Linked DNA regions of Homo sapiens: region 2 is linked to region 1. The links are chromatin contacts, found by Hi-C in ENCODE. All regions are on one chromosome and are shown on one strand. Each heading gives the region's core, a stretch centred on a gene start or an enhancer-like site at or near the end of the contact. The rest is flanking DNA. Distances are from core to core; before and after follow the strand shown.

Region 1 (6,007 bases), core at 247-2,746:
AGGAGAATCACTTGAACCCGGGAGTTGCAGTGAGCTGAGATCGCGCCACTGCACTCCAGCCTGGGCGGGAGAGCAGGATTCCCTCTTAAAAAAAAATTGCAAACCCCCTTCCTCCAGTTTTCCTCATACCCCTTACCCTGGTGTATTTTTTTTTCCCCATATGCCTTCTAACATATTACATAATTCTCTTACATTTATCATCTTTCTCCTTATATTAGAATGAAAGCTCCAACAGGGAAGGGTATTTGTTTTCTCTCTCTCTTCTGTTTACTGATACATCCCAAGCACTAAAATAGTGTCTGGCAACCTTAGTAGTGATTGGCAAATATTTGTTGAGTGAATGAGTACATGAATCTTCAGAATCTTGCTAGTCTTATAAAGAAAAGGAATATGTGAATACTTTGAATCTCCAGTGCCTAGAAATGCTTGACCAAACGGCAGGTGTTCAATGTTTACTGAAGGAATTGTGTGCTCAGATCTGCTGGAGGTCTTTATCTGAACCCTTTGAGACTATGTCAAAAAAGTACCCAGGGCCAATTCACTCATGCCTCTCCTTTTCCTCTCATCCAATCAGCCTAGTATTCATCTAACAAATATCTAAGTCTCCAAATATTGAGCCACCCATTGTGAGTTCAAAAGCGTGTTTGGCGCTGCAGGGGAATATGTGACTAACGCGAATGAAGCAACAGCAAATACTACACTGGAATGTAATTAAGTGTGAAATTATAGGGCAGATTATCAGTGCTAATAGTTTAGAGAAAGAATCAGTGAAGACTGACGTAGAAGTAAATTCCAAAGTTCACTCGTCGACCAAACTACCCTTCTAAACGCTCCACCTACTGATAGTAGTACCATAACCTGGGTAGCTACCTTGAGAATTAGAAGGGCCTTTAGAGGTCCAACTCCTTTAAGAAAGAAAGAAAGACCAGGCACGGGAAAGGCCTCCGCAGACATGAGTCTAGCACCTGGGACTCATGAAGTTCTGAAAAGAGGGGTGTCCTGAAGGTCCAAGGCGCCTTTGTTGGGGGTCCCGGAATCCGCGGTGTGCCAGGTCGGAAAAGGCGTCCGCTTTCCTGGAGAGGAGGCTAAGGTGCCGGGCGCTTCGGTGAGGTGGCGGATGTTGGGGGGCGGGGGAGGGCAGAAGGCACCATTCCTTCGGGGCATGGGGCCCCAGGTATCCGTGGGCAGGGTCCAAAGCCACCGATCCCTACTGTCCTCAACTGCGGGGTTGCCTCCGCCGCCTTTGCTCCCAGACGCCACTCCGAGGCACAAGGACCCCAAGTCGCTCGGAACTGCCGGCCGCTAGATGACACCGGCTGCGCCGATGCAGAGCCTCGGGAGTCTCAGGGCACTACTTGTCCCAGCGGAGGGATCCTGCGTGCGTCGAAGCGACCGTGACCGCGCAGGGACTTGACGCCGCTGACGCCGGGCCGGCGGCGCAGCGACGCCGCAGGAGGCGGTGGCGGCGAGGGCGGGCGGGGGATGCGGGTCGGGAAGTAGTTCCGGGTGCGCGGCCCCGGATGTTGGCTGCTCTTGCTGCCGCCGCCGCTCTCGGGGCTGCTCGGGGCCTCGACCGCTCGCAGTAGGCACCGTTGGGACCTTTCCCGGGGGGGCGGAGACGCACGGAGCGGCCGGGGGCTCGGCCGGGCCGTCCCGGCCTGCGCAGCCTGAGGTAAGTGCCCCCCGCCAGGGCGGCCGGGCCTGGGCGGCGGGCGAGGAGGCGGGGCTGTGGCATCTCCCGGGACGGAGGCAGGGGCTGTCCTCCGCGAGACGCCCTCTCTCTTCCAGCCGCAGCCGCGTTGCGGGGTGGGCGGCGGGTGGGGCAGGGGGCCTGGGCCCCGGCTGGGGCCTGGCGGACGCCGAGGGCTGGGTCCTTCCCTCCCCCGCGGCGCTTCTCAGCTGCTGCTGCCCCTCAGCTGGGAAGCAGCGGCTTCGCGTCTCCCGCCCCTCCCCCAGGCGGGGCACCGGGGAACCAGACGTGGATCCCGGGGGCGCCTAGTCCGAGGGCAGCGACCGTCTCCTTCCCTCCATGACCTGTCCCTTGGCCTGGGCTAGCCCCCGACCCCGGCACTCTGCGGCTTCTTCCCTTTAAGCTTGGGGGCGCTTTTCTGCCGGCAGGGCGGGCTGTACCTCACGCCTTGGAGTGGCCCTTTGGGGAGAGGAGGCCCATGCGAGGGTGCTTGCGTTCCCGCCCATCCTGTGTCTGTGTCCTTTGCTGGGATTAGGGCAAAGGCAGCCGTTCCATGCGGACGTGTTGCTGTCCTGTGTGTGTTGCATCCTGCCCACGTGGTAGAGTGTCTCCCGCCCCCCCTCCCAGCTCCATTTTTGCAGCTGGTGAGGAGGGAGGTTAACGGGATGGTTTTTCCTCTGTGATTTCCTCCGGGTGGCGTGGAAGGTGTTAGGGTCAGTTTGCTTTGCCGAGGCCGGCTGTTGGTTAGATGAAGAATCGAGAGTTGTACTCTGAAATTGAGGCCAGTAGGGGACATAACAGGGCTTAGTTTCATTAACATCTTTTTTCCTCTTCCATTAGCTGCTCTTATTCTTTTCTCTGTTGCTTAATTATAGAGAATAAGCGCTTGCTACCGATGCATTCAGGTGTATAGTTTTCATTTCTCTGTTTTACTTTTTGTGTGTCTGGTTAGCAAAGGTTTTACTATTCCGTGTTGGTGCATTCCACGTCTGTGTTGTCCCTGGTTGGATTCCTGAATGAGTTAGAGCCATTCACTCTAATTCCTGAAGGAGTTAGAGATTGGTGGGCACCTTTTTGGTCTTTTTCTGAGATTTATTTGTGTGTGTTTTCTTCCTTCTATTTTGTTTCCCAGTGAAAAAGCGTGATGTCATAGGAGCGTTATATGCATAGCTCTTTTTCTCACAAGGCAGCACTAGTTTCACCTAGTCACTTATTTTGTAGAAGCTCTTTTACTTCACTTTTCCTCTTACTCTGTTGAGTACCCATTGCACACTCTTTTTTTGAAACTGGTTTGAAACATGGTTTGAGTAGTTTTTTTCTTAATGTCTCTTCCAGATTAGGGTTTCCATCTTCTGTTTTGCTGTTTTGAGACCACAGATTGTTCCCGCAATAACAGTGAGAGAAGCCTATTCCTCCTGGTCCCTAGCAAATATTTATAGAAAAGCAGTAACTCCTCTCTTTTTCTGAGTGGTATATATTATATAGACGTGATTAAGTTTTTTAGTTTCTTAGATAAATAGGAGGATTTCTCTTTTTGCTTTTGTGTCTCAGAATTGAGGTGAATCTTCTTGGTTTTGTGCTGCCGAGGACAAAACTGGGAAGTTTCTCATGCTTTCATTAGATTTTTTTTGGATGAGGCTAGAACGTGTTTATTTTGGCTCTTTTTTGTTCATTAGTTTGGGTAAAATAAAAAAACTTAATGTTTCAAAGTCACTTACTAGATTCCAAAGTGGCCTGCATTCTCACTTTTTCACATTGTACATTCTTTGAGTATATTTTTGACATTTTTTTCCTTTTATCTGGTACAGTTCGTATATTCCCTTTCCTTCTATGTAGAATGAAAATATTTAAATATAGATTTTAGATTATATTTTTTCATTATGCTAAGTATGGGTGGGGCAGTGGAAAATGGAGAATGTTGTTCTGATACATACTGAGGCTTTTTGTTTTTTTTTGGTAAGTCAGCATTTGTGTACTTCTGTAAAGTACCGAGTTATCTATGTGTGAAGTCTGTATGAAGAGACGAATAAGATACGTGGTCTCTTGGAAAGCTTCAACTTATATCGAAAGAACAGAGTTTCTTTTTCTGTTCGGGAAACATGTACATCATTCAGAATTATCAAACTGCATCAAACTTCTCCTTGGGATAACAGTACAACCAAGGTCAAAAGTGTAAGGGACATTTGAGAAAGATACAAATTTCCAAAGGGAAAGAGGTGTATTTCAGGAGAGTGAAGGGGCCTGTGCAAAGCGAGAGAAGTGGCAATGTACAAATGATATCAAGGAGCTTGACTGTCAGATCATCTGTGTTGGTGAATAATAATAAATGAGTTTAGGATTGGTGAGGGGGTATTGATGGAGGATCTTTCAAGGATAGAGGGTTTAGTTTGATAGGGTACCACAATGGGTTCTAAAGAATGAGAGTAAGATGATGCATCTTGTTCCTGAGGAAGGTTTTTGTTTCAGCTGAGTGTCCTGGGAGTGGAGAGACTGATTAGAGTGCTTATGGAGAATTTTAGGAATAAGCTGATGAGGGTCTGATATAAGATAGTGGTTGTAGGAATAAAATAATAGCTAACATTTACTTACTGTATGACAGGTATTCTAAGCGCCTACGTTTGTTTAATTCATTAAATCTTCATAATAAGGTATTAAAATCAGAAGGGACTTTGGGCAAGTTGCTTAACCTTATGCATGTAATTATTCCCATATACAATGAACGGTTAGATGAAAGGTAGATTTTGCACTGACCAGGGATATAGATGCTAGTAAAACACATCAGTAGATGTGTGTTGGGAGGGTAGTAGTATAATGAAGAAAGAGCTTTGAGGTTTGGAATTTTGGGTCTTGAAATAGGCTAATAGCATTCTGAGAAGAACCAGAAAGTGCATCATTTCCAGGATAGGAAGATTTTCTACAAGGGCAGGGTGTTGACAGTTTCAAATGCGGTGTAGAAGTTCAGAAACAGTGACTACAATGAAAAGACAATTGAATTAAAGCAGAAGAGATAATTTGTAAACTTAGAGAGAAAATTGAAAGGAGGGGTAAGAATAGATGCCAGATTTGTTTTTCACAGGATTTGTAGAGACATTAGTATCTGATATGGTAATTATTAGTATTTCCTTAAAAAAAGAAACAAACTTATGTTCCAAAGCCAGTGATTTTATACTTTAACGCTTCTCTCCTTAAACTTTTATTCTTTTTTTTTTTTAAAAAAGCTTTCTTGAAGTATAATTCACATACCATTTCATTCACACATTTAAAGTATACAAGTCAGTGGTTTTTAGTGTATTCACAGAGTTGTGCAACCATCACCACAGTCATTTTTAGGACAGCATTTCAAAAAAAAGCCTTGTACCCATTGGCAGTCACTCCCCGTACCCTCACCTCCAGGCAGCCACTAATGTACTTACAATCTTGTAGAGATGTTGATAATTCCAAATGCCTGTTGTGGGCATTTCATACAACATACGGTCTTTTGTGTCTGACTTCTTTCACTTGCATATGTTTCAAGGCCCATCCATGTAGCATGTATCAGTATTTCATTCCTTTTTATTGCCAAATAATATTCCACTGTATGTATATACTACGTTGATAGCCATTGCTTTAGTTGATGGACATTTGAGTTTCTTATTCTTTCATTATTATTATTATTATTTGAGACAGAGTTTCTCTCTGTCGCCTAGGCTGGAGTGCAGTGGCGCCATCTCGGCTCGCTGCAACCTCTGCCTCCCAGGTTCAAGCGATTCTCCCACCTCACCCTCCACAGTAGCTGGGATTACAGGCGTGCACCACCATGCCCCGCTAATTTCTGCGTTTTTAGTGGAGACGAGGTTTCACCATGTTGGCCAGGCTGGTCTTTGAACTCCTGACCTCAAGTGGTCTGCCTGCCTCGGCCTCCCAAAGTGCTGAGACTACAGGTGTAAGCCACCGCGCCTGGTCAAGTTTCTTAATTCTTTTAAACTCCTCCCCATTTTCATTGAATCTTCACCCTGCCAACCCCTCACATGGCCTTCTTTTAGATTATAACCTCTGCCATGCATTTTGCTAAGCATTGGGGATATAAAGATGAATAAGACATGGCCCTTGAACATTCATATAGTGTTTTATTGGTTTATATACATTTTCTCATACATTCTCTAATTTGATCTCAACAACCCTGTGATAAAGGCAGAATATCTTAAAGATGAGCAATTTGAAGTTTAGGTGACCTGCTTAGGGTTGTACACTTAAGTAATTGGTGGAGCAGGTAGGTCTTCTTAGTTCATATTTGTGCTATTTCCACTACTCTGTGCTGCTGTTTTAACTTAAAAATTC
Region 2 (5,948 bases), core at 2,857-5,356, 1.0 Mb before region 1:
ATTTTCCTGCCTCAGCCTCCCGAGTAGCTGGGACTACAGGTGCTTGCCACCACGCCTGGCTAATTTTTTGTGTTTTTTAGTAGAGACAGGGCTTCACCATGTTAGCCAGGATTGTCTCTATCTCCTGACCTCATGATCTGCCCGCCTCAGCCTCCCAAAGTGCTGGGATTACAGGCGTGAGCCACCGTGCCTGGCCTCCTCCCTTTTTTTTCAATGGTGTTACTGAGATATAATTCACACACCATAAAATGCATCCTTTTAAAGTGTACAGTTTAGTGATTTTTAGTATATTCACAAAATTGTACAACTGTTAAAACTAATTCTAAGACATTTTCAACATTTCCCATTACCCTCTCTCAGCCCCTGGCAACCATTAATGTGTTTTTTCTCTGGATTTGCTTATTCTGGACATTTCAGTCATACATTATGTGGCCTTTTATGTCCGGCTTTTCACCTAGCCACTTACCTTTGAGTTCAGCCACCTTGGCCATGGTTGGGTACTTCCAAATAACTAGCTGGTTCTGTGCAAAGCCATGGCCTGAGATGAGCTCCTTGTAATGGGGAGACCAGAGGATGGAGCACACCTGTGGAGAGGAGCTGGTGTGGGCATGACATATAGCCAAGGCTACTTAAATCAGAACTGAGCCCATTCTAGTGTTAGGCACCCTGCCACATGCTCCAGACTCAGAGTTGAATGATCATAGTCCATACAAAAGTTCCTTGAGAGGCAAATTATAGACACTCGCTGATGTAACCATTTTTTACCTTTACAGTGGGTTTACTGGGACTTAAATCAGGGAGCATCTGTATTATCCATTGGATAGATGAGGAATCAATCAGAAGGAAGTTCAATAGGTTGCCAAAGGTCACATTCAAGTTTAGTAGATGACAGAGCCAGAATTTTAACTTGGGCCATCTGGCTCTAGAGTCCATATCTACAGTGAAGGCTGAATGTGGGGGGAGTGGAAGGAGAGAGCCTCAAGTATCTTTCTAATGGATTTGGATTATATGCCATAAGTGATGGGAAGCCATCACAGGTTTAAGGACAGTACAGTATAACAGACCACAGCATGGAGGATGCATTGCAGGAGATAACAAAGAATGCTTGACACCAGTGAGGAAGCCATTGTAGTGGGCCTCCACTTGGAAGGATGAGGCTGAGGGGAGGGGACAGATGTCAATGATATTTTGAGGTAAAACTGATAGATCCTGGTGAGGAGGATGAAAAATTCTAGGAGGTTTCTCAGATTTCTGAGCAGGTTCTGCCATTCCAAAGCAATGTGAGACAGGAAGGAACACATTTCAGGGAGGCAAGGGGAAGTGACAAGGTTAATTTGGGACAGATCAAGGTGGTGGTGCCTATAGGACATAGGATTGGAGATAGCCACAGACTGTTGGAAATGAAGCTCATGAGTGAGAGCTGAGTTAGAAGTTTGGGAATCACCAGGGCATAGAGTTGGTGAAGCCATTGGAGTGAATGTAGTTGCCCGGTAAGAATGCATGTGGGAGAGGCAGGAACAGGCAAAAGATTACCTGGGAATGGGCATCCACGGCACTCAGACAGGCCCCAGAGCACACATTCCAGATGCGAATGTGTCGATCACTGGTGCCCCCTCCTGTTGCCAGGACATTGGACTGCCAGGGACACCATGCTACGGCCTAGATGGAATAAAGGTGGGGTCAGCAGGTACTAGAGCCAGACAAGGAGCTCTAGGGGTCACAGATTAACCCAGTCCAATCCTACCATCCCTTCTCCCCTTAACAGTCCCCAGATTATAGGTGAGGGTCTGCAGAGGCTTCAGCCCAACCCTACTCACCTTGACAGCCCCTTGATGCTGGGTGAATGTCTGCAGAGGAACCCAGCCACCCTCTCCAGGAGCACTAGGCCACACATTGACCAAGTTATCATTACCACCACTGGCCAAATGTCGTCCATCTGGGGCCCAGCGCAGCCCACACACTTCCTGGCTGTGGCCACTCAGTGTGGCCACATGGTGTTCTGCTACCCGAACATCATGGTGGTGGATGTGGCCAGAACGTGAACCACTGGAGGAGGAAAGAAGGGAATCAGGTTCTGTGGCAGCACCAAATGCAAGCAAGCCAGAGCTGGTTCAGTTCAGGGGTGTACAGTCAAGGGGAGGGTGGGCAAATATCAGACTACCATAGACCAACAAAAACCACTGACCTGGACAGGATATAGCTGTTCCAGCTTAGGGAGCCCACTCGGGCAGAGTGACTGGTCATATTTCGAAGCCGTTTCTGCTGCTGCACATCCCATAGCTAGAGAGAGAAGCCCACTAGGATCAGAGATTGGGACTTGGCATTAATATCCTCCAGCTGTGCAAGCCCATTGGGACTGGTGAGAATGACAGCACTGGACACGTCTCACCTGCACCTCAGCACTGCTGGTGCCCACAGCCAAGTAGTTGCCCTCTTTGATCCAGGCCACAGAGGATATATATTCCCCAGGCTGCTCCATTTGCAAAAGCTGCAGGATGTCACCAGAGCTTGCACTCCACAGGTACACACTGTTGTCCAGTGCCACGGCCAGTACATTCCCAGAACTCCAATCCACAAGGTTCAGGTCTGTCAGAGGTGGAGAGAAGAGCATGAGCTTCCTTGTTTGTGTGGTCCCAGGCCCTCTTTCTCCATGCATGAGGCGAGGATAAGGATGCACTTACAATAGTCATTTCGGATTTCAGGCGCATCCAGGATACGGTCTGGCAGGGAAGGAATGTAACGGCAGGTCTTCCGGCTGGAGCCAGGAGTGGCCTTTTGGCTGTAGAGTACTTTCAGTCTGTTCTGATAACCTGTGGCAACGGAGTGAGTCTAGACGCTGGGAAAATCAACACCTCCCTTGCCCTCAATCTTAGATAGGAAGAGGAGACAGATATCTGTGCTCAGCCCTGGAGATGAACTGACACCTCCCTCCAGGAACCAGGAACTTCGGGTCTTACCCTCTGGCGCATTTTGTGGTTTTCCACTGAGCCGAAGGATCTTGGCTTCCTCTACATCAAAACCGTTCAGGTTCAAAGCCCAGGCTTTCTGATGTTCCTGGCATAAAGGGTAGTGAAGGAGCAAGATGGTATTATCCAAAGAACAGTCAGGTCCCGTGCCTTAAGCCCCTCTGGGACACATACCTTCTTGGTGGGCGTCTGGCTGTTTTCAGGCTGGTTCTCCTTGCTCAGGAGGAAGCTGGCCACCTCCATCTGGGCAGCACTGCGATGGGGGATATAGCGGTCACCGCCAGGTTTGCTAGGAGTGGTCTGAACCTTGGAACTGGATTTGCCTGGGGCGGAGAAAGAGAAGACAGTCTGACCAGGCTCCCCAGGGAGAAAGTATGAAGGCTGCTCTCACTCAGTTCCTTTGGCACCTCACTGACCAGGAGTTCGGCCCGGAGTCCTGCCGGCGCTGTGGGATCGGTTGGCGGCCCGCATGGGTGAGGGGGCCGGGCCTGCGGCTTCCTTGGCTTTGCGCTGCCAGCGCGCAGGGGGTGCATTGGGGATGGGTGCATCCAGCTGAAGCAGCGAGTGCAGGTCACTCTCGAACGCGAACTGTGCCATGGGAGCGCCCGCAGGGGGAGGGGTCCTTGCAGTTGGTGCCTACGGAGCCCTGGAGGAAAGGAGGCGACGGTGCTCAGGGGACAGAAAGGGACCCCTTCGCTCCTGGCCGGCCACAAAATCAGGGCCACCCTCGGCTGCAGCCCCTTCCGGCCTAGCACCCCCTCCCCCTGGCCACGGCCCCACCTCGGCTCAGCCCCACCACCTCTCACCGTGCCCTCCGGAGCAGTTCCGACCGGCTTTAACACGCCTGGCTTACGCCTCTTAAACTCTCCGCTCCGAGCGCCTATTGGCTCCTTCAAAATCCAACCGTCGCAACCGTTGCCCTAGCCCATTGGCCTCTCCGGCGAAGGGGGCGGGCCTTCCGGGGAAAGTCTCAGCTATCACGAGAGTCTAGCGGCGGAGCGCGATTTGAAGGGTACGAGAGGGGCTGGGAGCCGGCGCCAGAGGACTAGTACTGGAAAGCCGGCCGGGACAGGGCGGGGCAGGGCGGGGCCGGGTGGGGCCTGCGCTGCCTCAGCGTCCTGGAGTCGTCTCGGTTCGCCCTTTTGCGTGCCTTCCACCGCCGCGAGCTCGGAATGTCTGGCCCCGGGTGCTTCAGGGTCCGAGAACCTGCAGAAGTTCACACTTAAATCCTACACGAGAGTCGTATTTATGATGCAGAACTCGGTGCAGAACCCGATGGAGTGCCCAAGGCGCTTGAGCCGTTCCTAGAAGGGGAAGGAGAGCCGCGGGCGGCAGCGGGGCAGGGGACGGAATTGGGAAGCTTGGGAGCAGGAAGAAGGCCAGAGCTACTTAGGGTACATTCCACTTTTGCTTGGCGCCGGGTAGGAACCCTGCTAGAAAGGAAGTAACGTGTGTTTGTCTCGTTTGCTGTTGTTTTACAAACAGGGAAAATGAGGTTGAAAAGGGTGAATGAATTCCTTAAGGTCAAGAAAAAGGATCGGTATTCAAACCTGCCTATCTGGAAGATAAGCTTAGACTGCCCTACAGGAGGCACTGTGGCTTATCCCCTTGGGGCTTTAAAGATGTGAGGACCTTAGAGATCCATTAGTCTAACCTGTGCGTGGTGCAGCCTCCCCACCCCGACAACAAATCCATATTTTACAGATGGAGAAACGGAGGCCCAGGGAAGGGATGTGCCCGAGGTCATACAAAGAAGTTTGTGGGAATCCAGGTCTGACTCGCACTCAATCTAGTGCTCTAATAATGACTTGAGTGAATTGTATGAATGTGCTCAGAGGTGGAGCAGCAATCATAAAAGTAATAATGGTACCATTTATGGACCATCTAACTACTGTGTTAAAACAATTTACAGGCCATGCGCGGTGGCTCACGCTTGTAATCCCAGCACTTTGGGAGGCCGAGGCGGGCAGATCACGAAGTCAGAAGATCGAGACCATCCTGGCTAACACGGTGAAACCCCGTCTTTACTAAAAATACAAAAAATTAGCCGGGCTTGGTGGCGGGCGCCTGTAGTTCCAGCTACTCGAGAGGCTGAGGCAGGAGAATGGCGTGAACCCGGGAGGCGGAGCTTGCAGTGAGCCGAGATCGAGCCACTGCACTCCAGCCTGGGCAACAGAGCGATACTCTGTCTGAAAAAAAAAAAAAAAGTTTACATACATTATCGAGTTCAATCCTTAATCCCATAAGGCAGATAGATACCCCATCTTCCCTTTACAGAAAAAAGAAACTGGGTCAGAAAGATTAGAAACTTGCCCAAAGGCATGCAGCCAATAATAAGTAGGGGAGCCCAGGATTCAAACTATCTGACTAATCCCTGCAATCTAAACAATACGCTATACTGTCCCAGAAAGAGGCTGGAAAAATCATTTTCAGTCATTAGCTTAAAGTCCACTCCGATGCTTACAGATAATGTTATTATCTTTGACTTGAAGCCTTTGCATTCTCTATTTCCAATTACCTTGGAAAATAAGGAATTGGATATGCTTAGGTTAGAGGTGGGGAATTCCCAGAAAACATAGAAAAGGTTGTCTCATGTCAAGTTGGTCAGGGTCTTAAATGTTAAGCTAAAGACTTTGGACTTCATCTGCTAGGCATTGTGGTACCTGTGGGGTTTCTGTGTAGGGAAGGACCAAATAAAACATCTGAGGGGGGGGATATGGCAATAATTTGCAACTTCTGGTGGTAGCTATAGAGAAGGATAAAGGGTATAGCCTCAGGGAATTTGTACATTTAAAAATAAAGGATTTGGGCAGGTTGTCATGGTTCACTCCTGTAATCCCAGCACTTTGGGAGGCCAAGGCGGGCAGATCACTTGAAGTCAGTAGTTCAAGACTAGTCGGGCCAATGTGGCGAAACCCTGTCTCTACTAGAAGTACAAAATTAGCCAGGTGTGGTGGTGCACACCTGTAATCCCAGCTACCT

Evidence for each region. Hi-C counts contacts between places; a loop is a spot of excess contacts on that map. Pooled maps may share reads with other maps.
Region 2: a pooled map shows a loop between it and region 1 (14-fold over the local background). The contact joins the promoter of CDC20-DT here to the promoter of FOXJ3 in region 1. A Hi-C loop is called at or near these places in 6 of 50 pooled maps.

Annotation. Positions count from the first base shown.
Region 1 is chr1:42,330,724-42,336,730 of GRCh38, reverse strand. FOXJ3 (forkhead box J3) reads left to right here and starts at 1,496. Exons shown (of 13, transcript NM_014947.5): 1 at 1,496-1,672. RefSeq lists a silencer at 1,460-1,979 and an enhancer at 1,564-2,521.
Region 2 is chr1:43,356,831-43,362,778 of GRCh38, reverse strand. It overlaps CDC20-DT (CDC20 divergent transcript), which reads left to right and starts at 4,106. Exons shown (of 4, transcript NR_183650.1): 1 at 4,106-4,229; 2 at 4,671-4,737; 3 at 4,879-4,976. It overlaps CDC20 (cell division cycle 20), which reads right to left and starts at 3,798. Exons shown (of 11, transcript NM_001255.3): 1 at 3,773-3,798; 2 at 3,383-3,612; 3 at 3,141-3,289; 4 at 2,958-3,054; 5 at 2,682-2,810; 6 at 2,390-2,586; 7 at 2,186-2,280; 8 at 1,818-2,046; 9 at 1,534-1,659; 10 at 467-584. The coding sequence starts at 3,563. RefSeq lists silencers at 3,610-3,759, 3,950-4,059 and enhancers at 3,502-4,010, 4,350-4,409, 4,521-5,029.